Linked DNA regions of Homo sapiens: region 2 is linked to region 1. A link is an interaction called in ENCODE POLR2A ChIA-PET data of the cell type or tissue named here. Cell type or tissue: A673. All regions are shown on one strand. Each heading gives the region's core, and the rest is flanking DNA. Links, peaks and the distances in the headings are about the cores only.

Region 1 (16,496 bases), core at 3,910-11,909:
AAGCTTAAGTGACTGATCTGTGATCTTTCTCCTTTTCTAATACATATTTAATACATTTAAAGCTATACATTTCTCTCCTAGTACAGTTTAGTTGCATCATGTCAATTTTGACATGTTCTTTTTTTTTTTTTTTAACTCACTTAAAAATATCTTCTAATTTTCCCTTGTGAGCTCTTCTTTAACCTATGGGTTATTCAGAAATCTCTTACTTAATTTCTGATGGACATACATGGAGTGAAAGAGAGAAGTCAATGGGGACTCCAAAGTTTTTGAGTGGAGCAACTGGAAGGATGGCAGTGCTTTTCAGTGAGTGGGAAGGAATGCAAGCAGAGCAGATTTTAATCTCTGGAAATGTTTGTGAAGGCTCGATATTAGTTCTATGTTTGACAGAATTCATCAGTGAAGACAAAATAACCTCCTGAGGTTATTTTGGGGCAAGAACAGGGGTGCAGTTCTGGATCTGTTCAGTGGAAATGCCCATTAAAAAGCCATCAAGATGTGGAACAGGCAACTGGATATGGAAATATTGAGTCTGGGGAGCAGTCTAGGTTGGTGTCTTCAGTGCGTATGTGGTATTTAATGTCACAGGACTGAATGAGATGACCAAAGGAATGAATAGAGAAGAGAAAGTTTATCATGAGAGAAGTCAGAGAAGGGTTCATAAAGGAGACTGGTTTCATGTTAGCTATTTTAGGAAATTTAGAATTTGATCTGGCAAAGACAGAAACCAATTCAAGCACTTTATCACCCAAGGTGTGAAATAAATGTTATTACAAGACACCTGTAACTAATGCATGTGTTAATGATACCACTAATAGATTAATTTAGATAACAAATTCCAGAGACTTGGGTCTCAGATAGACATTTTACAATATGGATATGTGAGGCTTATTTCATATATCTTTACTAAAATTATAACATCTTTACATTGCCCGTGTTACTAAAACAAGAATTTTATACCCCCCACCTACTTTTTTCTTTTCTTTCTTTTTTTTTCTGAGACAAGGTCTATCACCCATGCCAAAGTGTAGTGGCAGGATCGTAGCTCACTGTAACCTTGAACTCCACAGCTCAAGTGATCCTCCCACCTCAGCCTCCTGAGTAGCTAGGACTACAGGTATGTGCCACCATGCTCAGCTAATTTTTTCATGTTTTAAAAGACAAGGGTCTTGCTGTGTCGCCCAGGCTAGGCCAATTACCTGCTTTTATCTATACCAGGGGTGTCCAATCTTTTGACTTCCCTGGGCCACCTTGGAAGAAGAAGAATTGTCTTGGGCCACACATAAAATACACTAACATTAATAACTGATGAGCTTAAACACACACATACACACACACACACACAAATCTCATAGTATTTTAAGAAAGTTTATTAATTTGTTTTGGGCCGCATTCAAAGCTATCCCGGGCTGCAGGTTGGGCAAGCTTGGTCTATACCCATATGACTCTATACCAGTCTCAGTCATTTAACATATATCTCTCCTGAAAGTTGTGATATCAAAGTAAAGCAGCAGCCAGGTGAGGTTGCTCACACTTGCAATCCCAGCAACATAGGAAGACCCTGTCTTTACAAAAACAATTTTAAAAATTAGCCAGGCATGATAGTGCATGCCTGTGGTCCCAGCTACTTTGGAAGCTGAAGTGGGAGGACTGCTTGAGCCTGAGAGGCTGAGGCTGCGATGAGCTGTGACTGTACCACTGCACTCCAGCCTGGGCAACAGAGTGAGAACCTGTCTCAAAAAGAACCAAGAAACAAAACAAAATGTAAAGAAGTAAAACTGTTATCCTTCCAACTGGAAAGCCAAATAATGAAATACGCTTAGCCCAAACCAGGTGTCTGAATCTGCTTACAAGTCTTTTCAAACTTTTTGTGTTGAAGAACCAGAAGAAAGATATAATGCAGAAGAAAAATGGGTCAAGTGAGGGAAATTGCTTTCCAACTGAGATTTGAGATTGAATAGGAAGTAGCTGAATTAAATGGAAGAAAGACAGTTATCATCCATTCATATGCTGCTCTTACATGAGTTATCAAAGGCAGCTTACTTCTAGCTTACCCCATTAACTAAAGCATTCTAGTTTCAAGGTGATACATTTTTTTCAGAACTGTCTTCTCACCTTTTATAATTTAGATAAAAACTAGAGTCCCTTTAAGTGGGCTTAATTTTTTCAGTAATGTTAATTTTCAAATAGTGCTCCAAGGAAAATTTGCTGCTATGGCAGGAAAAATAAAGGAATCCGTGAGATCTCTGCTTGTCTCCCAGGCACACTGCTGCCTACACTGCATTCTAGATGCCAGAGTTAGAAATCAGAGAGAAAAGAACATCAGGCTTTTCAAGTATAAATAACGATTCTTATAAACACATAAACGTTAGTTTTCTCTTAATAGGTCAGATGCCACAGATCAAATTTGAGGTCCCAAAGATCTCTCAGATTTTTAAAGATAATGGAAATTGCCGGGCGTGGTGACTCACGCCTGTAATCCCAGCACCTTGGGAGGCTGAGGCAGGTGGATCACCTGAGATCAGGAATTCGAGACCACCCTGGCCAACATGGTGAAACCCCGTCTCTACTAAAAATACAAAAATTAGCTGGGCATGGTGGCGGGCACCTGTAATCCCAGATACTTGGGAGGCTGAGGCAGGAGACTCGCTTGAACCCAGGTTGCAGAGGTTGCAGTGAGCCGAGATTGCGCCACTGCACTCCAGCCTGGTGACAGCGAGACTCTGCCTCAAAAAAAAAAAATTTATTAAAGATAATGGAAATTATACTACCTCAGTCAGTCTGAATGAGGTAGTGCAATAGAGCGGTGAGGAGCACAGCCAATGGAATTAGGTGACCTGGCTTCTTCAGAGTGCCTCAGTGTTCTCCTCTTATTAAGGAGAATAAATGAAATAACATATTAAGTGCTCTGTACTTGGCACATGGTAGGCACTCAATAAACTGCCAGTATGAAGTCTGGAATCCTTTCACCAGCTGTGGGCTGGTATCTCAACGCTAACAGGCTTAGCGTCACAACAGTACACAGAATGAAAGAACGCTGTGTTCACCCTGTTGCCTCAAACCAGGTCTCTCTCTACTCCCAACTCTCAAGTGCAGTTTCAGGAGGGCAAGTGGGAAAACAGGGGGGAAAGGTTGTGGGAAAGACAAATAAAAAGTAAGAGAAACTAATGAGAACTTTTGTGAGTGTTCCTAAAGGCTGAATTTTTAAACTCACGTTCACTAATTTAAGATTTAGTTGGAAAATCACAAGTTAAAGAGAACAAACCATTTTCTGAAGACTTAAGATCTACCCAATCAAAATTCTGCCATCCAAGGCTAAATAGGCATGTGCATAAGCTATTTAAATAACTACATCTCGGGCCGGGCACGGTGGCTCACGCCTGTAATCCCAGCACTTTGGGAGGCCGAGGTGGGCGGATCACCTGAGGTCAGGAGATAAGAGACCATCCTGGCCAACATGGTGAAACCCTGTCTCTACTAAAAATACAAAAATTAGCTGGGTGTGGTGGCGGGCGCCTGTAGTCCCAGTTACTTGGGAGGCTGAGGCAGAAGAGTCGCTTGAACCCGGGAGGCGGAGGTTGCAGTGAGCTGACATCACGCTACCGCACTCTAGTCTGGGCGACAGAACAAGACTACGTCTCAAACAACAACAACAACCCACTACATCTCAGCCAGGCGCGGTGGCTGACGCCTGTAATCCCAGTGCTTTGGGAGGCCGAGGTGGGCGAATCACGAGGTCAGGAGTTTGAGACCAGCCTGGCCAACATGGTGAAACCCCATCTCTGCTAAAAATACAAAAAATTAGCTGGGCGTGGTGGCAGGCACCTGTAATCCCGCCTACTCAGGAGGCTGAGGGAGGAGAATCGCTTGAACCTGAGAGGCAGAGGTTGCAGTAGCTGAGACCATGCCACAGCACTCCAGCCTGGGCAACAGAGCGAGGCTCTGTCTCAAAATAAGAATAAGAATAAGAATAATAAGAATAATAACTACATCTCAAATTTTTATAAAGTAACCTTTAAAGGAGTACTGAAATTATGAGTAAACATAAATTGATTTCAAGAAAAAGAATACTGACAATCTCTTTTTAAAAATCCTCTTATTTCCAGAGAGTTTTCCCTAAAGGAGGGCGGGATATAAGTCTATCCAGAATAATGCTAACCAGACATTCTGGCTTGGCCAGAATAATCTCATTAGTCATAACACTCATTTTTCCAATGGGCTAGTATCTAAAGACCATCATCAAATCTGTGAAAGACAAGCCAGGAATTACCTTGTAATTGATCTATCATACCTACAATTTTGTTGTGCATGAGAAGCGTCACACATTGTTTTTTCATGATTGGGTCAGTGGCACTTATTGGCAGTGCCCAGAGGCCTCAGGAAAAGGAACTAGCCACTCCTTCAGGTACCCTACAGAAAACAGTAGTGCAGGGAGCCCCTATGATGACTGTTCCTCACCTGTCAGCTTCCCAATTCCCCTCAAATCTGCAGATACAGCCCCACGTACCAGGCTTACTAGTTGAAAACACAGTTGATCGTTATTCTAAAAGATTAAAAACCGAAGAAACATGTTCAATTATCAATCTTCTCTCCCCCCCCGCATGACTTGTGGAAGCAATATCTCTGAAGAAACAGATGATTGTTATCTAAATATCTTCAAAATACTATAGACGATGTAGGGATTACAAAGATGAACATGTTATTATCCCTGCTAATAAGTAACTCAAATCTTAAGAAATTATCATGATAATGAAGTTTTTTTTGCAAAGCATTAATCTGCAAGGAAATGTGCTGAAATTTAAAGTCTAAAGTTGATAGAAAAGAATAAATAACAATGCTCAATTAAATGCCACACTACATATACACAAAAGTCCAACAGTGGCTAAGATCCTCATTCATCACCTGACTGATAAAATAAAAAATATTTTTATCTGTTTTAAAGTTTCCCCACTCTACAGGAGTAAAAAAGAATCTATTATTCCTTAAGTTTAAGGAATCTCTTAAGTTTACCTAAAATTTAAAAATTCTAGTAACTTCAACACAATTACTAATGCTGCTATTCTATTTATGTAATGATTTGATCTTATGCTTCCTTGAAACATTAAAGATTTTTGTTTTCTCTTCTTTCCTGTCAACATTCCATATGCATAAAATTTACTATATACCTGGGACTGTTATATAAGATCTAGGTCAAGAATTTTTTTATGGGTATGGCCCTAAGAAAATCTGATTTCATTGAGAGTATCCACCATAATTAACAGCAGACGTCTATTATTACATGGCTCATCACATACTTGGATTTATGCTGTGAGTCAAATCTCTACTGCAGAACACAACCTCATACAATAAACTCGCCTAAAACTACTATCTTGTGTGTCATCTTTCCCCATCAGCATCTAAAAAGAATGTACTATGTGTATTTAACCAAATATCTTAATATTAGCTTCATTAATTTAAAGCCTCTGTGGCAGATTCTAGGAAGAGCAGTAAGTACCCTATGCCTCTTAGAACTCATTCTTTCCAACAACCCACGTCAATCATTTTGTATTATTTTATCCTGCTGATTCTTTGTAACAGCTTTTCAGTTTGACCCTACCAGTATGTAGGCATCACCTTGCACAGACAGCTACAACAGCCAGTTTTAACACCATACCTCTGCTCAAGGAAGATTCTAATCCAACACCTGATTCATGTCATGCCCACCAACAGCCACCAACGGTTCCTAAGGAGCCAACAACTAGAGGTTCCACCTGATAGAGCCCCTTCTAAACCTTATTGCCAACACAGAACCTCCATTTACAGCTAGGCCTCTGCACTCATCCAGTCAATAACTATATCCCGTCCCTACTATGTCTCAGCCATTATGTTACGCGCTTTACAAAATATTTCCAAACATGGCTTGCCCATTCGTCTCCTTGTAGAATATCCCTTTCATCCAACCAAGCTTTGCCAGCCTTTCAGAACTCATTTCAAGTGAAGTCTTGCCTAACCACTGCAGCCCACAGGCCCTCTCTGGGGATGACCAGGCACTCTTCCTTTCTGAATTTGTTAAAGTCAGTCCCACTGAACTAAAAAGTGGTATGAAGGGAAAACAATGTTCAATGGCCACATAAGTTTGGGAAATACTGGGCCAATAAAGGTAAACATATTTCTTTCACTGCTGGAGTTCTCAGAGCATCCAAAATTTTGACATGCGTCCTTAAGAGAGGAGATCCAGTATACAGCTATATAATGATCTATTACCTTAGGTTTTTGTCAACTTTTTAATATGTGTATGTGGCGTTCTTCACATGTATTGCTTTCTCTCTTTTTTTAACAACTTGTTTGGTGCCCATTTCTCTCACTATACTAGTAAGACAGCTCCAGGAGGGCAGGAAGAAGTTGATGTCCTTCCCCTGTGGCCGCTGCACAGGGAAGACATAAAGGTTTTGTGGAAGGAATGATGTAATCAGGCTCAGGCTTCAGAAGGCAGCACAGCGGAATGATAAAGAGCTCAAGCTCTGGCTTCCAAGGACCTAGACACATTTATTAAGGCTCTGATTTGGGGCAAATTATTCAACTTCCATCAGTTTCAGCTTCCATGTATAAAGTGAATATAATCACAGCTCCTAACTTATAAGCTGCTGAGGAGAAATGAATGAGATCATACACACAAAGTGCTCAGAAGGCAGTCAGTTAATATTGGCAGCTGGATAGCAGGACACAGAACAGAGGAAGAGACTCATTAAGCAGCTATTAAAATAATCCAAGCTTTTTCCATATGTGAGGGCTTTGAAGTGTATTGAGTTTAAATTCTGGCTTCATCTCCTATAAGCTATAGGATCTTGTGGAAATTACTCCCTTTGCTCATCTGTAAAATGGGAATGTTAAAAGCAACCACTTCACAGGAGTGTTGTGAGGATTAAATAAGATAAACTCATGTCCTTGGCACATAATCACATTGTAAATGCTCAGATTAGTTTTAAATGGAGATCTGGTTACCTAAGGATGCTTTCTAACCTCGTCCACTCCCACTTCACAATTCCCAATTGTCCTCAGTGACTCAAATGTACTTGTTCCCACAAATCCATCACCTTCTTCCCTTACTGTGCCTCCCTACCAAAAAAGACCTTGTTTAAGACATCAGCCATAGCCCCCTGAAGAACAAAGCCTATTAAATTCCCTCCCTACACTCTGGGCCCCTCACTCTGCACTTCATATTTCATATGGAGTATGAGAAAAAATACTTGTGCATCTCCCTCCTCCCCACTGTAATTTCTGAATAACCGTTGTCCACATCATCTCAACAACAGTTGGAAAGGTGACACCTGTGCCCGCGTTGCCATTTCCCAGTTTCAGATCTTAGTTTAATTCCCAGTTGCTATTTTCACTGAGATTTTCCCTGCTTCCTAAAAGAGTAATTAAAAAGAAATGATCTTTGGGAATAAAAAAGTAAACAATATCTTTGCCAGGCTCAAACCAAGCACTTGATTTTAGCTGTGAGAGATCTTATTCTTAATAAGCTAGAAGGCACACATAAAATGAATCAAACAAAGCACATATTCCCAATAACCACCTGGGCACCAACTTGCATCTGGTATTAGCCACGTCAAAAGACAGTCTGCACATTAGTAAAGGACTCAACCACAGACAAGAGTTATCCAACTGCTGAGAATAATTCAACTTGACACTGTGATACTATAGGTTTGTAGTTCAATCCTTCAGAGAAGGAAGTTATAAAGATACAATAGAGTATTAATTTCTAAAATGGTCTGAAGAAGAAAAACAGAGAGGGTCTTCAGAGTAAACCATTTGGATTTATACAAATAGATGCCAGTCACACTCTTCTTCATTTTTGTGCAAAAAAATTAAAAATTTGTTATGCCAAAAAGGTTCATGAGAAAGTGGAAACTGGGCCAAATTAGACCAATCCATCCCACAAAATATCTGGAAGATTCCAGATGACTCTTTGGGCCATGTGCACTGTGTGTGGCCCAGTGATCATATGGGTCTTAGGGCAGTGGTTCTCCAACAGAAAAGAAGTATTGCAACAAAGAGGCAAATAAAGAGGAAGATGGTGGGACAGACAACTCTTATTTCCTAGACACCCCTTATTTCCTAGAGCAAACATTTAAATCCACTGGCTTACAAGAGGAATATACTTAAGAAGCTATATTATTGCTCATCCTTAATCACTACTATATTTTAGAAAACCAAAGTTCCAATGCATAGCTGGAACTCAGAGAGACACAGAGAATATTAAGAGTTCAAAATAACATTGAGTGTTCCTTTCCCAAGACCATTACTTCTGTTGTGGTTTGCAGCCACAGAGGGCTCAGGAGAGTGCGAACAACTATCTGTGCTACAGCAGTGATGTTTTATGGCTGGATGCCCAGATTGTCTAGCTCTGCACACAGCTCTATAGTCTTTTGAAGGCTACAGAGGAGGAATGCATTCTTAACAAACAGCTCTCCATTCCTGCAATAGCTTCTTCATTCTCTGAAAACATCTAAAGCTAAGAAAAGAATTCATTTTTAGTAAAACTCCAAAAATGGAACAAACGATATGGATTTTCAGCATGTTTTAAACATGTAAAACCTTGTTATATATATCCCAGGTGGAGATTTTTTAAAATTACATAATTTACTTTTCATTAAATAAATTAACATTTCAAATGCACGATCTGTACAATAGGAAACTGTACCATTATTTTAATCGGGTTATTCAAACAAGTTCACTGGCTAAGATTATACATTTCTCAGTTTCAATTTCAGATATACACTTTCTGCACAAGGTTATATAGTTATTTCTGACAAGTAACCTTTACATTTTTAAGTAATTATATTCCTAAAAAGTTATGTATAAGCTGAAAATTTATAAATGGACTCCACTGCATTAAAGTCTATTTAAAGAAAGCTTATTGTATATCATTTTATAAAGAATGCTCTCCTCGTGACCACACAATTATTTAAAAACTCATTTGTATAAATTTGGATAGCCATAGACTGAGTAAAAGCAAGAAAACCTGTACAATCTACCCCCTACAAAATAGGAGCCACTTCTCACCTGATATTTTGCTGTCCCTACTCAAATCTATGACATCTTCAAACAAAATATTAAGATGTTAACTATCTAAAGTAACTAAAATCCAGTCACCTTCACTGGGACCAGTTGTCATGCAAGAGAGACCAAAGACTGTGTCACCAACACTTCAAAATATTTCCTTACTTCTCACCTAAAATATTTGAAGACCCTCTGAGATAGAGCTGGAGAAAAGGTAAAAACCCATGTCTTAAAATTATGAGAAAGAAGCCAAAACAAGTTCAACGGAAGATAACAAAAACAAAACAAACATAAAGTTACCTGGTTCTTCCCAGCTTATATAGACCCTTTCACGCTCAGTCTGTTCAGGACTCCGCCTCCTGCTCCCTCAACCTATCCTTCTGCCAGCTCCAAGGACGTCTATAAATCTGTTCCTGTCTCCTCCTCTCCATTTCTTGTGCCTTCTCCACCAGCTTCAGTTGCTCTTGGTAATCTTTGCTTGCTCTATCCCCAAATCTTAATTGTCCCATGTGTTTTACTTTGGTATACGGGACAGCCTAGAGTTCACAGCCAAACGATTTTCTTTCTTATAAAATCTTAAGTATCACCTTTGCACAATAAACCCTGACTGAAAGATAAACAGTCATCCAAAGCATAAGCATGCAATCGAATGCTCCAATTCCTATTGGGGAAGGCCAAAAAGACCCCCAAATAGTCTTTTAAATGGTTTTTCAATCTTAAAAGGTTGTTGGTGAACTTCTACGATGCCAAAGATATTCTATATACTCAAATCAAACAATTAACTTTCATCAGTAGTCTTTTTTAAAAAATGTCAAGTTAGCATCACTTTCCTGGGCCAAGCAAGACTAAGTTACAATCAAGACCTCATCCCCTTCAATTGGGGTTGGAGAGGTAATGTAAATACCTCATTCCCAGCCAGCACTGCAGGAACTGTGTCTTCCATTTCTTTCCAAACTGGAAACTCCCTTCATTAAGGAGAAAGGTTGTCCTACTCCAGCCCTGACCCTCCTCTGGCTTGGTTTTGGAAGTAAGCCAGATGACAGCATTTGGAAAAGCACAAATGTATCTCAGGAAAGCCAGCTGTTTAACAAAAAGGTGGCGGTAGCGGTGATGAAAAATACTGTATTTAGTTTCATATATCCTCTGTATGACTTAGTTATTTTTTAATCACCGAATGTCAAACGAAACAGTTCATTCCACTCTACCTTCACAATCAGCATTCTAAAGGCAACTATTTACTCCAAAGTTCCTAAGCCAACTAAATATAAATGTAAACCTGTTTCGAAATGATGTTAGTGTTAAGACATATGCTACTCGAAACCCACCCTCGCCCCCCGCAATAAACACGAAGGACGAAAATCTAAAACCAACACTTACATATACTCCAGGTTACTACCAGAATATTTAAATGGCAGAATCCGAAATGAAATTGTTAAGATTAAACCTTATGACAGACAGTCTCAGTATCAACCGTATTTAATTTCATACCTTAAAAGTAAAACCGGCCGAGCGTGGTGGCTCACGCCTGTAATCCCAGCACTTTGGGAGGCCGAGACAGGCGGATCACCTGAAGTCAGGAGTTCGAGACCAGCCTGGCCAACATGGCAAAACCCCGTCTCTACTAAAAATACAAAAATTAGCCGGGCGTGGCGGCGGGCACCTGTAATCCCTGCTACTCGGGAGGGTGAGGCAAGAGAATCGCTTGAACCCGGGAGGCGGAGGTTGCAGTGACCCGAGATCGTGCCATTGCACTCCAGCCTGGGCAACAAGAACGAAACTGTCTCAAAAAAAAAAAAAAAAAGTAAAACCGAGGTAAGGTCAGCAAGGTCTTTGTTTTGGACAAGAAGCACAGAAGAGTTACAAACAAGCTTTTAAAATCAGATCCTTATAATAAAAACGAGTGTGTGTGTGTGTTTACTATTACCGTTTTCTGAGCTATCAATTTCTCACGGCCTGACTATGCCTATGGTCAGGTCATGAGAAATCTGTATGAAAAACAGCTTCCAAGAATGTCTATTCTTATGAAAATAAATATTAAAAACTTTCTGTAGAAAAAAAACTTTCAGTATAGGTAAAGTTACAACTGTTCACATCATTACTTTGTTCTATTAATACACACAAAATTAATTCCGACAACTGAACTAGTCATTTTAAAAACCCTGTTTTGCATTATTTCCCCCAACAAAGCATCCTAGGGGTGCTACAGTGAAACATGCTCAAAGACCATTGCCACCTCTGCTGTTCTGGAACAATGTAAATTTCTTCAAGGTGCCCTCTACTAACCAAGTTCATCTGGCCTGGGGCTAAGTTTTATCATTTATTCTTTCATACAGTACTGAAGGAAATCCGGAATCTATGAATATCATTGCCAACACCCCCTACACATTTCAAACCAGCTACCACTGTCCTCTGAAATCACTCAAGCCAGGTTTCCAGGGTCTCAACTCATTCGCATAGTTATTCAATTCCAACTGCAGGAAATCACTTGCATAAAGTAGGCCTTATGCAGGCTCAAATTACATTCAGGGACGTACGAGGCTCTCACAGCGATCACCATAAATTGGCTACCTTGTACTGGCCGAAGTACGTCAACGTGAACACCAGACACTCGAGAAAAACCGAACCTCGGCTACACAATGGATTAACCCAGTCAGAAGGCTCCAACTTGCAACTCCTTAAAGACGCTGAAGTTGGACATCTACAGAGCACCATTTTGAGTTTAGAATCCGCAGTTCACGCCTAGAAATAACCGAGCGGACCACTCAAATGGAGGTTTCATTTGGCGGAGGCAAAGGTTTGAGACAACTCCACTAATTACGTGCAGAATCACCAATACCGTCAAATGCCTTCGAATGCAATAGGTGCAGCCACGATCTAGCGGCTCCTCCTCCCCTACCTCCCGGCACAACATCCAAGCAGCAAGCCTTCATTTTTGCTAAGATCCCCAAAGCTCCGTGTAACATGCTTGCCAGTTATTTCTTCCCCAGGTTAACAGGCAGGGAACCCCCACATCCACATCTGCACATTTTCATAGCTACGAATCAATTAATTAAATCTCGTCCTCAAGGTAAAGGTGCAAAGGAGGCACCGCTTAAAGCAGAGGCGGCAACCAGGCGCTCGGGTTACGTTATCTGATAACAGGACAGATGTTGTACGGCTCGTTTTCCTCATACGCATTACTCCGCAGTCCGCAGCACCGTTAGAAAATCCACCTGATTTCAGAGCCGCAGAGCGCCCAGGGGTCCTTCTCCGCCCACCCGCAGCACGCCCCGGGTTTTTCTCTTCCCCCAAACAACGGCACCGGGCTCCTGCACCAAAACACGGCGGGTTCGCGCCTGCCATCACCAGTGCAAAATCTGCGGGGGGCTGCCCGGAAAGGACCGAATTTCACCGCTGCATGAGTTTTAAAAGGGAGGGGGCACATCCATCTTCAGCCCTCCATTCCACTCCCGTTTGATTGTGATGCACACCGGGCGTCTGCACAGCCCCGTCTCACACTAGCACACACGCGCCCCGGCCCCGGCCGCTTCCCGCCGCTCCCCTCAAACCCGGCCGGCCCGGGGCCTGGCGCCGCACGCGGGTCGCTAGGGGCCAGCGCCCGCCCCGGCTCGGCTCGGCCGAACAAAGGGCCCGCGAACCTCCCGGCAAAGTTGCGGCTGCGGCGAGGAGCGGGCGGACTGCCGCGCTCACCTGGGCTCCGTCCCCGGCGGCGGCGGCGGCTCCGCGGGGCTCCGGTGGCGCGGGCCTGGCGGCGGCGGCGGCACGAACAACCGCCCGAGGGCCTCGGGAGTGCGCGGGCGGCGGGGGCCCGCTCAGCGCCGGCGCCACGGACTCAGGTCCCGGCGCGGGCGGCGGCGGCGGCTGCGGCGGCGGCGCGGGCGAGTGGGCGGCGGCGCGTCCCGGCAGGTCCAGGTCCGGCCCCGGCAACGCCGCGACGCGTCCTCCTCCTCACGCCCGGCGGGATGCGGCTCCGGCGGGGTCCGGGTCCTAGGCGGCGGCGGCGGCGGCGGTGGCAGCTGCGGACGGCTGGGCGCGGGGCCGCTCCGCTCCCTCCGCCTCCGGCTCGGGCGGGCCCGCGGCTACTGCGACGGTGACGGCGGCGGGAGCGCGGCGGGCGCTGGGACTGCCCTGTCAGGGGGCGGCCCGGGCGGCGCTCAAGACTGCGCGGCGGCGGGGCCGGCGGCGGCGGCTACGGCTCCCGGGGCCGTCGCGCTGAGGTGCGGAGCTGCCACCGCGGCCATCTTGTTGCTCTAACTGACAAGAACCCCCCTCCCCCCGCTTCAGCCAGACGGGGCGCTCGCGCCCCCTTCCCCGCCCCGCGTTGGCCTCCAACAGGAAGTCGTCCCGGCCCCTAGCACGTGACTCCCACCGTATCTGCATACCGGAGGGCGAACTGGCCAATCGGCACTCTGCACCTGAGCTCCTCCCCCGCGCGCCCCTCCCGGCCCATTGGCTCCTCGGCCAGGCCACGCCTCCTCCTTTCCCCTTAATACCCGCCCGCGCTGTGGTTCCCTGCACCGCGCGGGGAGCGCGCCGGGGTGCGAGCGGTGCGCGCTCCGAGTGGCCGGGACGCGCGCCAGTCCTGGGAGCTTGCACTGCTCGGGGGGGTTACGTGGAGACTTGCGTGGTGTCCTTTACCGCCGCCGCCTGCCCTCCGGTCCCTGGGCGCTGTGGCTCCGCGTTAGGGTGCTGGCGGGAGGGGTGCCGATCCGGTTCTGCGCGTCCGGTGGGTTCTCCGGGCCAGCGCCCCGCGGCGCCCGGGCTTTATGCTGTAATTGCGCCCGGCGGCGCCCGGCGCCCGCACCGGCGCGCGTCTCGCCCGTGCCGTGCACACGCCCTGCACCGCCCCACTTTGCACACGCACACGCACACGAGTCCTTGGGGCCCTGGAGCATCGTGCTCGCCTCGCGCCTCCCGGCCCGCCCTTGCGCTCAGTCGCTCCCCAGGGAGCGCCCAGCTGCGAGCAAAACAAGCCTCGCTGCGAAACAGTCCCCCGGGGAGACAGCCCTTTCCCCGGAGCACAGACACCACACCTTCACCGCGCAAGCCTTCGGTCCGGGCCGAACCCGGGCGCTCCGGCGCCTACGCACCCCACGATTCCTCCCCGGTGCTCCGTACGCCGCCGTGATCCTCCATTCCACGGCTCCTCGATATCCATTATTCATTAGTGGTAGGTAAGGTCAGGCGCAATGTGCAATTCGAAAAGTCCCTTTTTAACTTTCGGTTCAAGCCAGGAGAAGATTTTGAAACCAAGAATTTTCTCCATTTTCATGCAAGGTCGCAGAAGCAGGCTAGCTTTTCCCCCATCGTTCAGTGGAGGATCAGCAGTGCTACTTGGAAGTTGGTATTGGAAGAGGCCATTCCCTGTCTACGTGTCCCTGTCTTGAAGAGGAGATAATAACACACTAGTACTTTCGCAATGCAATTTTGTTACCGCAAGTGTCATGCTTTGAAACGACTGTGGATGAAAGAGACAAATTCCCCGCTCTCGTTTCCCTTCAGGGTCCCATGAGCTCCTTTCTTCTTACTGCCATATTTTAAGCCCTCCGGTAGTCAGATTCACAACCAGCCTCTAAAGGGTCGTCAAATGTCTGTTGTATCGTGTTGTGTATTTCCCCTCCCGAGAACCCACATCCCTTAGAAGGATCTGAAGGCAGAGGGAGCTGACATGGAGGCTTCTGCCTTGTCTATTCATTTTATTTACGTTCATTTAATTCTCGACTGCAGAGAACCTACATCTTTTGTATTTCTCAAAGGTAGAGGTATTATCACATGCTCCAGAAGGGAGTGCAAAATAACATCTTCAAAATAGGCAGCGCCCACGAAGTAGACTGCTGCTACATAAATGAGGAATCCAGGTATCTGGGTGGACCAGAGTGGACCAATCATTGTGATAAGCAGAGCTTCACTTTTTGGAAAATTGAACCAAAATACATTATTTAGCATTGTCTTTGGTTCCCTTTCTTATCCCCCTCCCTCAGTTTAATCAGGCAAAAATCGTCCTCTTCTCCAATGATATTAGACTCTGAGCACCGAGAAAAGGCAGAACTATAGAGACTATATGTTCTGAACCCCAAACTGGACTCATAGTTTGGCATGTGGACCTGTGACAGTAGAGATAATGTTTGAAACTAAAGTTGACCCAGAAACATTGAGGCATATGGTGGCCATGAATGTTAAGACTGCAGAGCAGTGTCACTTATTAGTGGTTGTTTGAACTGATAAAGTATGAGTAGGAACCCCAGGCACAACTGTAAAAATGGGTACGTTCATGTTTCGGGTTGGTCATCCTGTTATCAGCCCTGCCACCACCACCTTATAACTAAGGTATAAGTTGATCATCTATAGGGCTGGGCATGGTGGCTCACGCCTGTAATCCCAGCACTTTGGGAGGCCAAGGCAGACGGATCAGGAGGTCAGGAGATGGAGACCATGCTGGCTAACATGGTGACATCTCTACTAAAAATACAAAAAATTAGCCAGGCATGGTGGCGGGCGCCTGTAGTCTCAGCTACCTGGGAGGTTGAGGCAGGAGAATCCCTTGAACCTGGGAGGCAGAGGTTGCAGTGAGCAGAGAAGGCGCCAATGCACTCCAGTCTGGATGACAGAGCTAGATTCTGTCTCAAAAAAAAAAAGGGTAAAACCAACAAAATTACGTTTAAGAGGACTAAATGTTAAATGTGTCTCTTAAATTAAAATGTCAACTAGTTGAGGACAAATGAAGAAGACTTAGCTGGATACAAGGTAATGTAAAAAATTCTAGTTATAGATGACCACACGTTCAACAAGGCTAAATGTGTGAACTGCTTGAAGACGACAACAACACTACGTTAAAATAGTGTCCAGTTTAAGAGATTGCACTCTGAGCTGGTCAGATCCCAAATGGAGTGTTTTGGCCAGTTCTGAGCACCAGGGTGCAAGAAAGAAATCGACAAAGTTAGAGACTGACTCAGAATACAGCCAGTTGTTGATGGAAATCCTCCAGTCTGACCAACAGCTGAAGAAGCAGAAGAGATTGGTGCAGGGAAGAAGAGACAAGCAGGCCAGGATGGCTCTTTTCAGATATTTTTGAAACTCCTGTATGCAAATAGGTACAGATATATTCTTTGAAATCCTGAGAAGCCAACCTGAGATCAGTGGGTGGTAGATATTAGGCAAATTAGTTCAAATATACACTGCACCCTACAAAATGGAGTTTCTATCAAATGGAGTTATTAATAGAAACTCCATTTCGTAGGGTGCAGTATATACTGCTCAGGTGATGTGTGCACCAAAATCTCACAAATCACCGCTAAAGAACTTACTCATGTAACCAAATACCACCTGTACTCCAACAAGCTATGGGAAGAAAAAGAAACTCCATTTAGAAAGGTAGCAAGATCCACATCTGTGCAGGGGTTTAAGTGGAAAGACAGGATGATCACGTCCCTATCTCCATGACTATTGCAAAACAG
Region 2 (16,496 bases), core at 5,585-13,584, 1.2 Mb after region 1:
ACATGTGCCTTCAGATCAACCAGCAGCCTAAAAACCAGTGACAGGGACTCCGAGAGTGCATCTCTCTGACCCTGAAGACACACTGACTGTGTAACTCCCACCTCCCCCTTCTTAGACAGCATAGAGCGGCACTGACACTGAAGTCCCCTGCTTGGCACACACCCTGCTCCATTGATCACTTCTCCCCCACCACCTGGGACTGCTGGTTTATTTGCCCAGTGCTGGCACTTGAAGATACTTTATTGCCTTGAAATGTTTTTAACCTTGTTTTTCTTTGCATGAAATGAAATTAATTCTGAAGCTCCCCCAAGGTCATTTTTCATCTCTTCACTCCCGGCAACTCTGGTAAAGAGAGCTCTGAGGCCTTTCTTTGGCAGGCTCTGTCACTTTACCATTTTCAAACAGAAGTGTTAATTAATGCTTGCAGGCTCCACTGAGTTTAAATTGGCTTTACCGGCCAGGCGCCTTGGCTCCTGCCTGTAATCCCAACACTTTGGGAGGCCGAGGCGGGCGGATCACAAGGTCAGGAGTTTGAGATCAGCCTGGTCAACATGGTGAAACCCTGTATCTATTAAAAATATAAAAATTAGCCAGGTGTGGTGGCGGATGCCTGTAATCCCAGCTACTCGGGAGGCTGAGGCAGGAGAATCCCTTGAACCCGGGAGGCAGAGGTTGCAGTGAGCTGAGATCGCGCCACTGCACTCCAGCCTGGGCAACAGAGCGAGAATCTGTCTCAAAAAAAAAAAAAAAAAAAATTGGCTTTACTGTGAATACCTTGCAGTTTCCAACACAGAGAGACAAGTGGTAAAAAAAAAAAATCTGCACAGGACAGCGGGGTGTGGTGGCTCACACCTGTAATCCCAGCACTTTGGGAGGCCGAGGCAGGAGAATGGCTTGAACCTATGAGTTCAAGACCAGCCTGGGCAACATCGTGAGAGACCTTGTCCGTACAAAAAACAAACAAAATTAACCAGGCATGGTGGTCCACACCTGTGATCCCAGCTACTCAGGAGGCTGAGGTAGAAGGATCACTTGAGCGCCCGGAAATCAAGGCTGCAGTGAGATCATGCCACTGTACTCCAGCCTGGGCAACAGAGCAGGACCCTGTACCCAAAGAGGGGAGAAAAAAAAGATAGTTAACGAAAAACCAAACTCTGTAAAATGTTTTAAAGAGGTTTATTCTGAGCCAATAGGAGTGCCTGTGGCCTGGGGTAACAGTCTCAAAAAGGCTTAAGAAAGCGCACCAGAAGTGGTTGGGCTACATACAGTTGGTTTTTTTGTTTGTTTGTTTTCTGAGACAGAGTCTCGTTCTGTCACCCAGGCTAGAGTGCAGTGACACGATCCCGGCTCACTGAAACTTTTACCTCCTGGGTTCAAGTGATTCTCCTGCCTCAGCCTCCCGAGTAGCTGGGATTATAGGCACGTGCCACCACACCCAGCTGATATTTTATATTTTTGGAAGAGATGGGGTTTCACCATGTTAGCCAGGTTGGTCTAGAACTACTGACCTCAAGTGATCCACCTGCCTCGGCCTCCCAAAATTCTGGGATTACAGGCGTGAGCCACTGTCCCCGGCCTACAGTTTGATTTTATACATGGAAGATACACATTGGTTTAGTCCAAAAAGGTGGGATACCTTGAAGTAGGGGCTTACAAATCATAAGCAGATTCAGAGTTTTTTTTTTTGGTTTTTTTTTTTTTTTTTGAGGCAGAGTCTGTCACCCAGCCTGGAGTGCAGTGTCACAATCATAGCTCACTACAGCCTTGATTTCCCACGCTCAAGCAATCCTCCTGTCTCAGCCTCCCAAGTAGCTGAGACTATAGGAGCACGTCACCACACCCAGCTAATTTTTAAATTTTTTGCAGAAATGGGGTCTTGCCATGTTGTCCTGGCTGGTCTCCGACTCTTCAGCTCAAGCGATTTTCCTACCTTGGCCTCCTAAAGTACTGGGATTATAGGTGTGAGCCACCTTGTCCAGCTTCAAAGATTCTTTTTTTTTTTTTTTAAGACAGAGTCTCACTCTGTCGCCCAGGCTGGAGTGCAGTGACACGATCTCAACTCACTGCAACCTCCATCTCCTGGGTTCAAGTGATTCTTCTGCCTCAGACTCCCTAGTAACTGGGACCATAGGCACACACCACCACGCCTGGCTAATTTTTGTATTTTTAGTAGAGATGGGGTTTCACCCTGTTGACCAGGCTGGTCTCAAACTCCTGACCTCAAGTGATCTGCCTACCTCTGCCTCCCAAAGTGCTGGGATTACAGGCATGAGCCACCACACCTGGCCTACTCAGAGATTCTTTAATCTGCAATTGGTTAAAGGAACATAACTTTGTCTAAAAACTTGGAGTTAGCAAAGGCCAGGCACGGTGGCTCACACCTGTAATCCCAGCACTTTAAGGGAGGCCGAGGAGAGCGGATCACTTGAGGTCAGGAGTTCGAGACCAGCCTGGTCAAAACGGTGGAAGCTTGTCTCTACTCAAAATACAAAAATTAACTGGGGCGTGGTGGCAAACACCTGTAGTCCCAGCTACTTAGGAGGCTAAGGTGAAAGGATCACTTGAACCTGGGAGATGGAGGTTGCAGTGAACTAAAATCACACTACTGCACTCCAGCCTGGGTGACAGGGCAAGACTCCATCTCAATAAAAATAAATAATAAATAAATAAATAAAACTTGGGAGTTAGCAGAAAGGAATGTCCACTTTAAGCAGTCAACCACAATATGACCTGCACAATATGATGAGATTACAATGTGCTGGATGGCCTTCAGGCATCCCCTTGCCTGCCATGGCTTTATATCTTGTTTATAATTTGGTGTCTTATTGCCACAAAGAGGCTGTTTTGTCAGCCTCCCGATCTCTATTTTATTGTTAATGTTGGTAAGTTGTGGCTCCAAAAGAGAGGAGATATAACAAAGTGTGTCCAACCTCCCTTCCCGTCATAGCCAGGAACTCCATTTTATTTATTTGAGACACTCTCGGTCTGTCGCCCAGGCTGGAATGCAGTGGTGGCATCTCGGCTCACTACAGCCTCCACCTCCCAGGTTCAAGCGATTCTCCTGCCTCAGCCTTCTGAGTGGCTGGGATTATAGGTACCTGCCACCATGCCCAGCTAATTGTTGTATTTTTAGTAAAGATGGGGTTTCACCATGTTGACCAGGCTGGTCTCAAACTGATGACCTCAAGTGATCTGCCCGCCTCGACCTCCCAAAGTGCTGGGATTACAGTTGTGAGCCATCACGCGTGGCCAGGAACTCAATTTTAAATGTTTATCTAGGGTCCTCTTGGTCAACTGGGGGTGTTCTCGTTTGGTGAGGGGCTTAGGGTTTTTAGTTTACAGTGTCGTATGCTTAATTCAACTTCTGAAATTCTAGTTCGTCCGACTGTATTTAGTAAACACCTGGGAAAAGGCTCTGTGGAGAGGCAACTGAACACAAGTGCAGGGCAAGGAAGCCCATTCTGGAGCTGACTGTGCCACGCACCTGTTCTCTCAGGCAGGTTCCCCACCTCTCTGAGCTCCGTTCCTGAGCCATCACATGAGGATACGAATCCATCTCCTAACTGGGAGGCTCAAAGTAAGGATATACTTGAAAGGACTCTGAAAAGTCAGATTCTACAAATGCCATCTTATTCTACAGAGCAAGGCTGTGGGAGGAGACTTACCTTTCACTCAAAAGCACAGGCAACAGAAATTGCCTGGGAGACACAAAATTCCAGGGAGAGGATAAAGCCCAAACGTGAACTTCACCAAGCTGACCCAAGTCCTCACTGCAGTTCGGCTGACCCACCCTTGATTGGGCCACGTAATTTAACCACCTCCGTATCATATTGTGTCCGGAATTAGTGGGTTCTTCATCTCACTGACTACGAGAATGAAGCCACAGACCCCCGCGATGAGCGTTACAGTTCTTAAAGGCAGCGTGTCCAGAGTTTGTTCCTTCTGATATTCAGACGTGTTCAGAGTTTTTTCATTCTGGTGGGTTCGTGGTCTCACTAGCTCAGTAGTGAAGCTGCAGGCCTTTGCGGTGAGAGTTACAGCTCTTAAGGCAGCACTTCTAGAGTTGTTCGTTCCCCCCTGTGGGTTCCAGCTCTCCCTGACTTCAGGAGTGAAGCTGCAAACCTTTGTGGTACTATAACTCATAAAAGCAGTATGGACCCAAAGAGCAGACAGCAGCAATACCACAAACAGCAAAAGAACACAGCTTCCAAAAGACTTGAGGTGGTTGCCACTGCAGCATCGGGCAGCCTGCTTTTATTCTCTTATTTGGCCCCACCCACATCCTACTGATTGGTCCATTTTACAGAGAGCCGATTGGTCTGTTTTACAGACAGCTGATTGGTCCATTTTGACAGAGTGCTGATTGGTGCGTTTACAATCCCTGAGCTAGACACAAAAGTTCTCCAGGTCCCCACTAGATTAGCTAGATACAGAGTGTCGATTGGTGTATTTACAAACCCTGAGCTAGACACAGAGTGCTGATTGGTGCATTTACAAACCTTGAGCTAGATACAGAGTGCCAATTGGTGCATTCACAAACCCTTAGCTAGACATAAAGATTCTCCAAGTCCCCACCAGATTAACTAGATACAGAGCGCCAACTGGTGCATTCACCAACCCTAAACTAGACACAAGGTGCTGATTGGTGAGTTTACAAACCTTGAGCTAGATACAGAGTGCTGATTGGTGTGTTTACAATCCATTAGCTAGACATAAAGATTCTCCAAGTCCCCACCAGACTCAGGAGCCCAGCTGGCTTCACCCAGTGGATCCCACACTGGGCCGCAAGTGGAGCTGCCTGCCAGTCCCGCGCCATGCGCCTGCACTCCTCAGCCCTTGGGTGGTCGATGGGACTGGGTGCCCTGGAGCAGGTGGCGGCGCTCATTGGGGAGGCTCGGGCAGGGCAGGAGCCCACGGCGGGGGCGGGGAGGCTCAGACATAGCAGGCTGCAGGTCCGGAGCCCTGCCCCGCAGGGAGGCAGCTAAGGCCGGGCGAGAAATTGAGCACAGCAGCTGCTGGCCCAGGTGCTAAGCCTCTCACTGCCCGTGCCGGCGGGGCGGCGGGGCCGGGGGGCTGGCGGGCAGCTCCGAGTGCGGGGCCGCCCGTGCCCACACCCACCCGGAACTTGCCCTGGCCCGCAAGCACCACGCGCAGCCCCGGTTCCGCCTGCGCATCCCCCTCCATACCTCCCCCGCCACACCTCCCGCAAGCTGAGGGAGCTGGCTTCAGCCTTGGCCAGCCCAGAAAGGGGCTCCCACAGTGCAGCGGTGGGCTGAAGGGCTCCTCAAGCGTGGCCAGAGTGGGCAGCGAGGCCAAGGAGGCTCCAAGAGCGAGCGAGGGCTGAGAGGGCTCCCAGCACGCTGTCACCTCTCAATATCTGCACATAATAACAGGAATAAGGGCCGGGCGTGGTGGCTCACACCTGTAATCTCAGCACTTTGGGAGGCCAAGGCAGGCGGATCACCTGATGTCGGGAGTTCGAGACCAGCCTGACCAACATGGAGAAACCCCGTCTCTACTAAAAATATAAAATTAGCCAGGCATGCTGGAGCATGCCTGTAATCCCAGCTACTCGGGAGGCTGAGGTGGGAGAATGGTTTGAAACCAGGAGGCAGAGGTTGCGGTGAGCTGAGATCACGCAGTTGCACTCCAGTCTGGGCAACAAGAGCAAACTCCGTCTCAAAAAACAAACAGGAATAAGATTTGTTTCTTGCATTTGGGGTAAGGTATTTTAGCAAGGATAAAGCACTCTGCCAAAGTGGGTAGTATTTCCTCATATCTGGCAAGGCGTGGTGGCTCATGCCTGTAATCCCAGCACTTTGAGAGGCCGAGGCTGGTGAGTCGCATGAGGTCAGAAGTTCGAGATCAGCCTAGCTAACATGGTGAAACCCCATCTCTACTAAAAAATACAAAATTTAGCCGGGCATGGTGGCATATGCCTGTAGTCCCACTGCACTCCACCCTGGGCCAGAGTGAAACCCCGTCTCAAAAAATGGTGAAAAAAAAAAAAAAGGCCAGGCACAGTGGCTCATGCCTGTAATCCCAGCACTTTGCGAGGCCAAGGCAGGCAGATCACCAGAGGCCAGGAGTTTGAGACCAGCCTGTCCAAAATGGTGAAACCCTGTTTCTACTAAAAATACAAAAAATTAGCCGGGAGTGGTGGCAGGTGCCTGTAATCTCAGCTACTCAGGAGGCTGAGGCAGGAGAATCGCTTAAACCCAGGAAGTGGAAGCTGCAGTGAGCTGAGATCGCACCATTGCACTCCAGCCTGGGCAACAAGAACGAAACTCTATCTCAAAAAAAAAAAAAAAAAAAGAGAAAAAAGTATTTCCTCGCATCTCACCTAGTCAAAACCCAGGGCCCACATACCCTACCTATCCCATGCATGTGAGACGCTCACACTATCAACATAAAAAGTCCCTTAGTATCACCTCATTACCAATAGCAGCACAACAACAAGTCAAGTTAGAGGTGAAGCTCAGCTCACCAATCAGGTTATTCTGATTTGGATCAGTTAGAAGGAAAGGTAGGAGAGGCTCAATATCTTGAAAACAATGCTCATTTGCATACATGGATAAATACTTAATGGCCCAGCATGAGTTCCATCAATACAGAGGCAGTGTGTATTCACTCCTGTGTTCCGTGAATAGATCTTCTCTTGGTGCCCTAAATTACATTTCCTATAATCATGTTAACAAAAAGGACAGATGTGTAGAACAATCTATCAGAGGCAGTCATAAAAGTATTTAAAGTCTCTGTTGCCAGAAAAAGGGGTCCCTACCCAGACCCTAAGGGAGGGTTCCTGGATCTTGTGCAGGAAGGAATTCAAGGCAAGTCACAGAGTGCAGTAAGAAGAGATCACTGGCCAGGCGCAGTGGCTCATACCTGTCATTTCCCAGCACTTTGGGAGGCCAAGGCAGGTGGATCACGAGGTCAGGAGTTCAAGACCAGTCTGTCCGAGATGGTGAAACTCTGTCTCTCCTAAAAATACAAAAATTAGCTGGGCGTGGTGGCGGGCACCTGTAATACCAGCTGCTTGGGAGGCTGAGGCAGGAGAATCACTTGAACCCGGGAGGCAGAGGTTGCAGTGAGCCAAGATTGCGCCGCTGCACTCCAACCTGGTTGACAGAGCAAGACTGCATCTCAAAAAAAAAAAAAGAGAGAAAGATCATCTATTGAAAGCTACTCATTTTGCAAGTAAGGCTTACGATATAAAAAATAAAACTAATTTTTTTAAATAAATAAGTAAAGCTACTCAGTTAGGCGGGGCATGGTAGCTCACATCTGTAATCCCAGGACTTTGGGAGGCTGAGATGGGGGGATCCCTTAAGCCCAGAGTTCAAGACCAGCCTGGGCTACACAGCAAAACCCCATCTCTACAAAAAATACAAAAAATTAGCTGAGCATGGTTGTAACTGACCAACGGGCTCACCTTGCCCACGGCCTAGACAGAGCCAATTTATCAAGACAGGGGAATTTGCAATACAGACAGTGTAATTCAGGCAGAGCCGGCTGTGTGGGAAACCAAAGTTTTATTATTACTCAAATCAGTCTCCCTGAGCATTCTGGGATCACAGTTTTTAATTCAGGATAATTTGGTGGGGGTGGGAGGGAAGGCCATTGAGTCAAGAGTGCTGACTGTTGGGTCAGAGATGAAATCATGCAGAACTGAAGCTGTCCTTTTGTGCTGGAGTCAATTCCCAGGTCAGGGGCCATAAGATCAGATGGGCCATTTTATCGATCTGGGTGGTGCCAGATGATCCATCGAGTGCAGGGTCTGCAAAACATCTCAAACACTGATCTTAGGAGCAGTTTAAGGAGGGTCAGAATCTTGTATCCTCCAGCTGCATGACTCCTAAACCATAAATTCTAATCTTGTGGCTAATTTGTTAGTCCGACAAAGGCAGTCTAGTCTCCAGGCAAGAAGGAACTTTGTTTTGGTAAAGGGCTGTTATCGTCATTGTTTTAAACTATAAACCAAGTTCCTTCCAAAGTTAGTTCGGTCTGTGCCCAGGAATGAATAAGAACAGCTTGGAGATGCAAAGCAAGATGGAGTTGGTTAGGTCAGATCTCTTTCACTGTCTCAGTTATAATTTTGCCATGGCACTTTCAATCTCTTGCTTTGGGTTTTTTTTTGTTTGTTTTGTTTTTGTTTTTGTTTTTTTGAGACGGAGTCTCACTCTGTCACCCAGGCTGGAGTGCAGTGGCACGATCTCACCTCCTTGCAACCTCTGCCTCCCGGGTTCACACCATCCCCTTCCTCAGCCTCTCGAGTAGCTGGGACTACAGGTGCCTGCCACCACGCCCGGCTAATTTTTTGTATTTTTAGTAGAGATGGGGTTTCACCGTGTTAGCCAGGATGGACTCGATCTCCTGGCCTCGCTTTGGGTTTTATAACACCTTAATCTTAAGGTGTTGGCTAATGAATATGGAAAAAGGGTGAAGACTGCTCTAACTTCTTCCTGCTGATCATGGGTGTAATGGGGGTAGGTGCTGACCCCAAGGTGAGAGGAGTGGAACTCCTTTGCAATTGTCTGAGTGTACTCATGCGGTAGCTGGGATTACAGGTGCATGCCACCATGCCCAGCTAATTTTTGTATTTTTAGTAGACAGAGGGTTTCACCATGTTGGCTAGGCTGGTCTTGAACTCCTGACCTTAAGTGATTTGCCTGCCTCGGCCTCCCGAAGTGCTGGGATTACAAGTGTGAGCCATGTGCCCAGCCCTCCACTGTACGGATAAACCACATTTTATACATTTACACGTGGATGGCATGTCAACTGTTTCTAGTTTTTGACTATTATAAATAACGCTGCTCGGAACACTCAAGTGCATGACTTTGTGAAAGTAAATTTCTAAGAGTTAGAGTTGCTGAGTTGTATGGTCGGTTTATGTGTAATATTTTGAGAAACTGCCAAATTGTTTTCCAAAATAGATGTACCATTTTACATTCTTGTTAGCCATATGTGAGGGTTCCAGTTTCTCCAAATCTTCATCAATACTTGTTATTATCATTTTTATGACAGTAATTGTTTTTGTTGTTGTTGTTTTTGAGACAGAGTTCTGCTCTGTCACTCAGGCTGGAGTGCAGTGGCACAATCGGGACTCACTGCAACTTCTGCCTCCTGGCTTCAAGCGATTCTCCTGCTTTAGCCTTCCGAGAAGCTGGGATTACAGGTGCCCACTACCACACCTGGCTAATTTTTTTTGTATTTTAGTAGAGATGGGCTTTCACCAAGTTGGCGAGGCTGGTCTTGAACTCCTGACCTAAAGTGATCCGCTCACCTTGGCCTCCCAAAGTGCTAAGTGTGAGCCACCGTGCCCAGCCCAGTAATTGCCTCAGAGGCATCTGAAACCAGAGCGACTCTATCTTGAATAGGGGGTGGGTAAAATGAGGCCAAGACCTAATGGGCTGCATTCCCAGGAGGTCAGGCATTCTTAGACACAGGATGAGACAGGAGGTCAGCAGGACTGGTATCACAAGATACAAGTCTTAAAGACCCTGCTGATAAAACAGAATGCAGTAAAGAAGCCAGCCAAACCCACCAAAAGCAAGATGGTAACTAAAGTGACCTCTGGGCCAGGCACGGTGGTTCAGACCTGTAATCCCAGCACTTTGGGAGGCCAAGGCAGGTGGATCCCTGAGGTCAGGAGTTTGAGACCAGCCTGGTCAACATGGTGAAATCCTGTCTCTACGAAAAATGCAAAATTAGCCAGGCGTGGTGGTGCATGACTGTAATCCCAGCTACTCGGGAGCCTGAGGTAGGAGAATTGCTTGAACCTGGGAGGCGGAAGTTGCAGTGAGCTGAGATCATGCCATTGCACTCCAGCCTGGGTGACAGAGTGAGACTTGGTCTCAAAAAAAAAAAAAAAAAAATGCTGCTCTGCCTATGCAGTAGCTATTATTTCTTTTTCTTCCTTTTTCTTTTCTTTTCCTTTTTTTTTTTTTTTTTTTTTTGAGACAGAGCCTTGCTCTGTGCCCCTGGCTAGGAGTGCAGGCCATGATCTCAGATCGCTGCAACCTCTGCCTCCTGGGCTCAAAGCTGGAACTACAGGTGCATGCTACCAAGCTTGGCTAATTTTTTAAGTTTTTTGTAGAGACGGAGTTTTGCCATGTTGGCCAGGCTGGTCACGAACTCCGGGCCTCAAGTGATCCACTCTCCTCAGCCGCCCGAAGTGCTGGGATTACAGACGTGAGGCACCACACCCGGCTGGAGTAGCCATTCTTTTATTCCTTTTTTTTTTTTCAGACCGAGTCTCCCTCTGTTGCCCAGGCTGAAGTGCAGTGTGCCATCTCGGCTCACTGCAACCTCTGCCTCTCAGGTTCAAGCGATTCTCCTGCCTCCACCTCCCAAGTAGCTGGGATCACAGGCACGTGCTGCTGCGCCCAGCTGATTTTTATATTTTTGGTACAAATGGGGTTTCATCATGTTGCCCAGGCTGGTCTTGAACTCCTGACCTCAGGTGATCTGCCTGCCTTGGCCTCCCAAAGTGCTAGGAATACAGGTGTGAGCCACTGCACCCAGTCTGAGTATGGTATTAATAGAAGGATAAATACAGGAAATTCTAAGTATACCCTCTACACTGAAACATAGAAACACATCTTAAGGTTATTTTACTGCAGTCAATCAGTTCTGTAGCAGCAAGAAAAGTGTATAGACAGCTATGCACTGCCCTCACTGTTCTGTAGCCAGACAACAAATAATAATGTACCATTAAAGGGCTTTTTCAAACAGGTTATTATGTGTGTCATTTTCTTTCTTGAAAAAAAGATTAATAGCAGCAACAATCCATTGCGAGTTGGCTATTACCCACAGACAAATGGCCACACCAATACAAAGAGACTACAGCACAAAGGAGAAGGCTGTTTAATTGGAAAGGATTTCATAGGTGACCATTACAGAGGCAATGCTTCCCTCTGTGCCAAATTAAGTGATTCCTTACTGGACACTTAAGCCAGCTTTTGGACTTTTTACCTCCCTTAAGGATACCACTTCAGTACTAGCTCCAAGAAAACCCTTTTAGCCAGATACTTAGTAAAAAGAGAAAATAGCAAAACCGAAGGCTAAGCCAGGCACAGTGGCTCACACTTGTAATCCCATCACTTTGGGAGGCCGAGGCAGGTGGATCACTTGACACCAGGAGTTCGAGACCAGCCTGGCCAACATGGTGAAACCCGTCTCTACTAAAAATACAAAAATTAGCTGGGAGTGGTGGCGGGTGCCCGTAATCCCAGCCACTTTGGAGGCTGAGGCAGGAAAATCACTTGAACCCAGGAGGCAGAGGTTGTAGTGAGCCAAGATCACACCACAGTTCTTCAGCCTGGGCAACGGAGGGAGACTCGGTCTCAAAAAAAAAAAAAAAAAAGGAAAAAGAAAAAGAAAAAAAGAGAAGAAAAGGCTATAGGAGTGGCTGGAATAGCAAGAAGAAATGCAGGAGAAATCATGGGGAAAGGGGGTATGAGATGATGCATCTGATCAGATAATAAAACATGCTGGAGTTTTTTTCCCCTAATAGAATATTTAGGTGACTTGTAAGCTTTAAGCTTTGGGCAAGGTTGGGGGTGGGAACAAGGTGGGAGAAGAGAAATGCTTTGCAATAATGTTTGGGACACAGAGGTGTGGTTCTGCGATATAATTAGGAACCATGAGCCCAGCGCAGTGGCTCACGCCTGTAATCGCAGCACTTTGGGAGGCCGAGGTGGGTGGATCACTTGAGGTCAGGAAACCCAGTCTCTACTAAAAATACAAAAAATTAGCCGGGCGTGGTGACACATACCTGTAATCCCAGCTACTCAGGAGGCCAAGGCAGGAGAACTGCTTGAATCCAGGGGGGCAGAGGTTGCATTGAGCTGACATGGCTCCAGCCTGCGTGACAGAGCAAGACTGTGTCTCAAAAATAATAATAAGGCAGGACGTGGTGGCTCACACCTGTAATCCCAGCACTTTGGGAGGCTGAGGTGTGTGGATCACTTGAGGTCAGGAGTTCGAGACCAGCCTGGCCAACATGGTGAAAGCCCATCTCTACTAAAACTACAAAAATTAGCCAGGCATTGTGGTGGGCACCTATAATCCCAGCTACTTGGGAGGCTGAGGCACGAGAGTTGCTTGAACTGGGAGGCAGGGGTTACAGTGAGCCAAGATCGTGACAATGCACTCCAGCCTGGGTGACAGAGTGAGATTTTGTCTCAAGAGTTCCCTAAGTTTTAAATGTTCTCCAAGATTCCTTCTGTGTCTACATCTTATGATTCTGAATCTATTGCATTTCCATATTTTCTTTTTTTTTTTTTTTTTTTGAGATGGAGTTTCACTCTTGTTGCCTAGGCTGGAGTACACTGGTGCGATCTTGGCTCACTGCAACCTCCGCCTCCTGGGTTCAAGCAATTCTCCCGCCTCAGCCTCCCGAGTAGCTGGGATTACAGGCATGTGCCACCATGCCTGGCTAATTTTGTATTTTTCGTAGAGACGGGGCTTTGCCACGTTGGTCAGGCTGGTCTCGAACTCCTGACCTCAGGTGATCCTCCTGCCTCAGCCTCCCAAAGTGTTGGGATTACAGGCATGAGCCACCATGCCCTGCCTCATTTCCTTATTTTCTAAATCATAATAGAGCAACAGCTCACTGGTTGCTAACCACTTCCCGAGAGTCACCTTGAGGCTCAGACCTTTACTAGATGTGATATAATAAGAAATATATTTGGTCTTTGTCCTCAGTGGCACAGAACTCCTACAAGCCTTGGAATTTCCTGAAAGACAGGAGTGTCTTTGGTTGTTATGAGCCTCTCTGATAACACATGTACTGAGGTGACAAAGGGTGGGGTCCCCATATAGTCTCACAAATGACTGGTCACCAGAAAGACCAAGTGATTAGAAGGTTGGGCGTTTCATCCCACCCACTGATCTCCTGAAAGGGCAGGGAGGAGGCTGCCATTAAGCTGCATAAAATCTCTCAAATCTGGAGACGTGATGAGCTTCGAGGTTGGTGAATACATGGGGTGCTGGGAGGGTGGCATCCCTGGACGGGGCATAGAGGCTTTGCATCCCCACCCCAAGCTCACCTTACACATCTCTTCCATTTGGCTCTTCTTGAGTTGTATCCTCTACAATAAACTGGCAATTTTAAGTAAATTGTTTTCCTGGGCCAGGCATGGTGGCTCCGACGTGTAATCCCAGCACTTTGGGAGGCTGAGGTGGGAGGATTGCTTGAGCGTGGGAGTTCAAGACCAGCTTGAGCAACATAGTGAGACCCCATCTCTACATAAATTTATTTAAAACATTAACCGGGCGTGGTGGTGCGCACCTGTGGTTCCAGCTACTCGGGAGGCTGAGGTGGGAGGATCACGTGAGCCCAGGAGTTTGAGGCTGCAGTGAACTATGATAGCACCACTGCACTCCAGCCTGGGCAACAAAGTGAGACCCTGTTTCAAAAAAAAAAATGTTTTCCTGAGTTCTGCAAGCCATTCTAGCAAATTATCAAATATGAGCTGGGGATTATAGGAACTCCCCTCCCTTTACAGCTGGTCAGTAAGAAGTATGGACGGCCTGGATTTAGGACTGGCATCTGAAGTAAGTGGGGGTAGTGTCAGAGGCATTTGAACTGGGGCAACTCCAACTTAAATAGGGGCTGGGTAAAATGGGGCTGAGACCTGCTGCCCCGCATTCCCAGGATGTCAGGCATTCTTAGTCACAGGATGAGACAGGAGGTCCTCAGGACTGGTATCACAAGATACAGGTCATAAAGACCCTGATAATAAATACAACAGGATGCTGTAAAAGAAAAAGAGCCAGCCCAAACCCACCAAAACCAACACAGCGACTAAAGGGAACTTTAGTCATCCTCAACCTCATTATATGCTAAGTATAACATATTAGCATACTAATAGACACTCCCACTAGAGCCGTGACAGTTTACAAATGCCGTGGCAATGCCCAGAAGTTACCCTATATCCCTATATTGCTTAAAAAGGGAGGAACCCTCAGTTCTGGGGCTTGCTCGCTCCTTTTCCAGAAAACTCTTAAAAAATCCATCCCTTGCTTAGCAACTGATCAAAAAACAACCTTAAAATAAACCAACAGTCCTCAGGGCTACTCTGTCTATGGAGTAGCCATTCTTTTGTTTCTTTACTTTCTTTTCTTTTTTCTTTTTTCTTTTTTAATTGAGGAAGAGTCTCGCTCTGTCGCCCATGCTGGAGTACAGTGGTGCGATCTCAGCTCACTGCAACTTCCACCTCCTGGGTTCCAGCAATTCTCCTGCCTCAGCCTCCCAAGTAGTTGGGACTACAGGCGCCTGCCACCACAGCTGGCTAATTTTTTGTATTTTTAGTAGAGATGAGTTTCCACCATGTTGGTCAGGCTGGTCTCGAACTCCTGACCTCGTGATCTGCCTGCCTCGGCCTCCCAAAGTGCTGCAATTACAGGCATGAGCCACCGTGCCCAACCGAGCCTCAGCTTTCCAAGTAGCTGGGGCTACAGGCTCGTGCCACCATATCCAGCTAATTTTTTTTTTTTTTTTTTTGGTATTTTTAGTAGAGATGGGGTTTCACCATGTTGGCCAGGCTGGTCTCAAACTCTTGACCTCAGATCCACTTCGGCCTCCAAAGTGCTGGGATTACAGGCATGAGCCACCGTGCCCAGCCTCGGAATTCTTTCTTGTGTGAAATCCAAGAACCCTCTCTTGGAGTCTGCATCAGGATCCCTTTCTGGTAATGGTAGTCTTGTGGGACTGAGACCTTACTTAACCTGTGAGGGTCGGTGCTAACTCCTGGTAGTGTCAGGATTGAACTGAATTGTTGAACACCCAGCTGGTGCTGCAGAGTCGGCTGGTGTGGAAGAGAAACCCCCAGAGATTTGGTGTTGGAAGTCATCAGACTAGTCAATGTCGAGGATATTAGACTGTAGACTGTACGATGTAGACTGTAAATGACAGTCCTTCCCCCCAAGAGTTAATATAGTTGTGAGAACAAGAAAAACACATGGGGGAAAAGGAAGCAATGCAAGATGAGGTGTGATTCAGTCTGTGGGAACTTCACTAAAGTCAGGAAAAGGCTGCTGTGGTCCGAAAAGGCTTCACAGGGAGGTGGGACTTATGCCAGGTCCTGAAGATGAATAGGATTTGGATAGAAGGAAGGAGAAAGAGAGGTCATTCCACAAAGAAATACAATATGAACAAAGGCAGAGATGTTGAAGTAAAATGTATTCATGAAACAAGAATAAAATAAATGTGTCTACAGAAAAGGGTATGTTTTGGAGACTGGCATGGTTTTAGAGTCTTGAAGTTTTGGTTTTGCATGGAGCAGGTATGGTTTTGCAGGATGAGGTTTTAGGAATTGTTCAGTGTCAGGCAAAGAAGTATGGGCCTGATCGGCCAGGCGTGGTGGCTCACACCTGTAATCCCAGCACTCTGGGAGTCTGAGACAGGTGGATCACGAGGTCAGGAGATCGAGACCATCCTGGCCAACATGGTGAAACCCCGTCTCTACTAAAAAAATACAAAAAAAAAAAAAAAATTAGCCGGGCGTGGTGGCGGGCACCTGTAGTCCCAGCTACTCAGGAGGCTGAAGCAGGAGAATGGTGTAAACCCGGGAGGTGGAGCTTGCAGTGAGCTGATCTGGTAGGAAATTAGAAAGCACCACCATTTTCTGAATGGAGAAATTTAATCAAAATTACAACATCCCTCATCTTCCACTGATTGTCAACATCATGAAAGATGTGTAGTCATCCCAGTCATCCCTCAGATACCAAAACCTGCAGATGCTCAAGTCCTTGATATAAAATAGCATAGTATTTGCATATAACCTACACACATCTTCCTGCATACTTTATAATTTTTTTTTTTTGGGAGATGGAGTCTCGTTCTGTCACCCAGGCTGGAGTACAGTGGTGCAATCTCAGCTCACTGCAACCTCCATCTCCCAGGTTCAAGCAATTCTCCTGACTCAGCCTCCCAAGTAGTTGGGATTACAGGCTCACGCCACCACGTCTGGCTAATTTTTTTTTTTTTTTTTTTTGGTAGAAACAGGTTTTCGCCATGTTGGCCAGGCTGGTCTCGAACTCCTGACCTTGGGTGATCCGCCCGCCTCAGCCTCCCAAAGTGCTGGGATTACAGGCATGAGCCCGTAATTACTACAATTCTAGATTACTTACAATACCTAATACAATGTAAATGCTATGTAAATAGTTGTTATACACCATTGTTTAGGGACTCATAAGAAAAAAAGTCTGCACATGTTCAGTACAGATACAATTTTTTTCCCCATATTTTCGATCCATGGTTGTTTGAACCTACAATACAAAATGGTTATGGAGGACTGACTGTGGTTAAGAGTACATTTTCGGCTGGGTGTGGTGGCTCATGCCTGTAATCCCATCACTTTTGAAGGCCGAGGCAGGTGGATCACGAGGTCAGGAGCTCGAGACCAGCCTGGCCAGGATGGTGAAACCCCGTCTCTACTAAAAATACAAAAAAAATTAGCTGGGCATGGTGACGGGCACCTGTAATCCCA

Evidence for each region. Peaks named below come from ENCODE experiments on the same cell type or tissue, not always from the same donor. Only the 100,000 strongest peaks of a DNase experiment are listed, where the experiment ranks them.
Region 2: POLR2A ChIA-PET joins it to region 1 with 13 read pairs; 2 of 35 experiments call an interaction of 5 or more read pairs at or near these places.

The regions. Positions count from the first base shown.
Region 1 is chr17:77,955,505-77,972,000 of GRCh38, reverse strand. TNRC6C (trinucleotide repeat containing adaptor 6C) reads right to left here and starts at 13,298. Exons shown (of 23, transcript NM_001142640.2): 1 at 12,733-13,298. RefSeq lists enhancers at 12,363-12,921, 12,922-13,481 and silencers at 13,154-13,613, 13,634-13,683. In A673, for the core only: no CTCF peak of the experiment used is centred there; a DNase peak (open chromatin) is centred at 8,370; H3K4me3 peaks cover 663 bases.
Region 2 is chr17:76,794,825-76,811,320 of GRCh38, reverse strand. LINC02080 (long intergenic non-protein coding RNA 2080) reads right to left here and starts at 12,277. Exons shown (of 3, transcript NR_110837.1): 1 at 11,777-12,277; 2 at 5,368-7,136; 3 at 4,219-5,033. It also overlaps a transcript of MFSD11 not described here. RefSeq lists an enhancer at 6,322-6,845. In A673, for the core only: no CTCF peak of the experiment used is centred there; no DNase peak of the experiment used is centred there.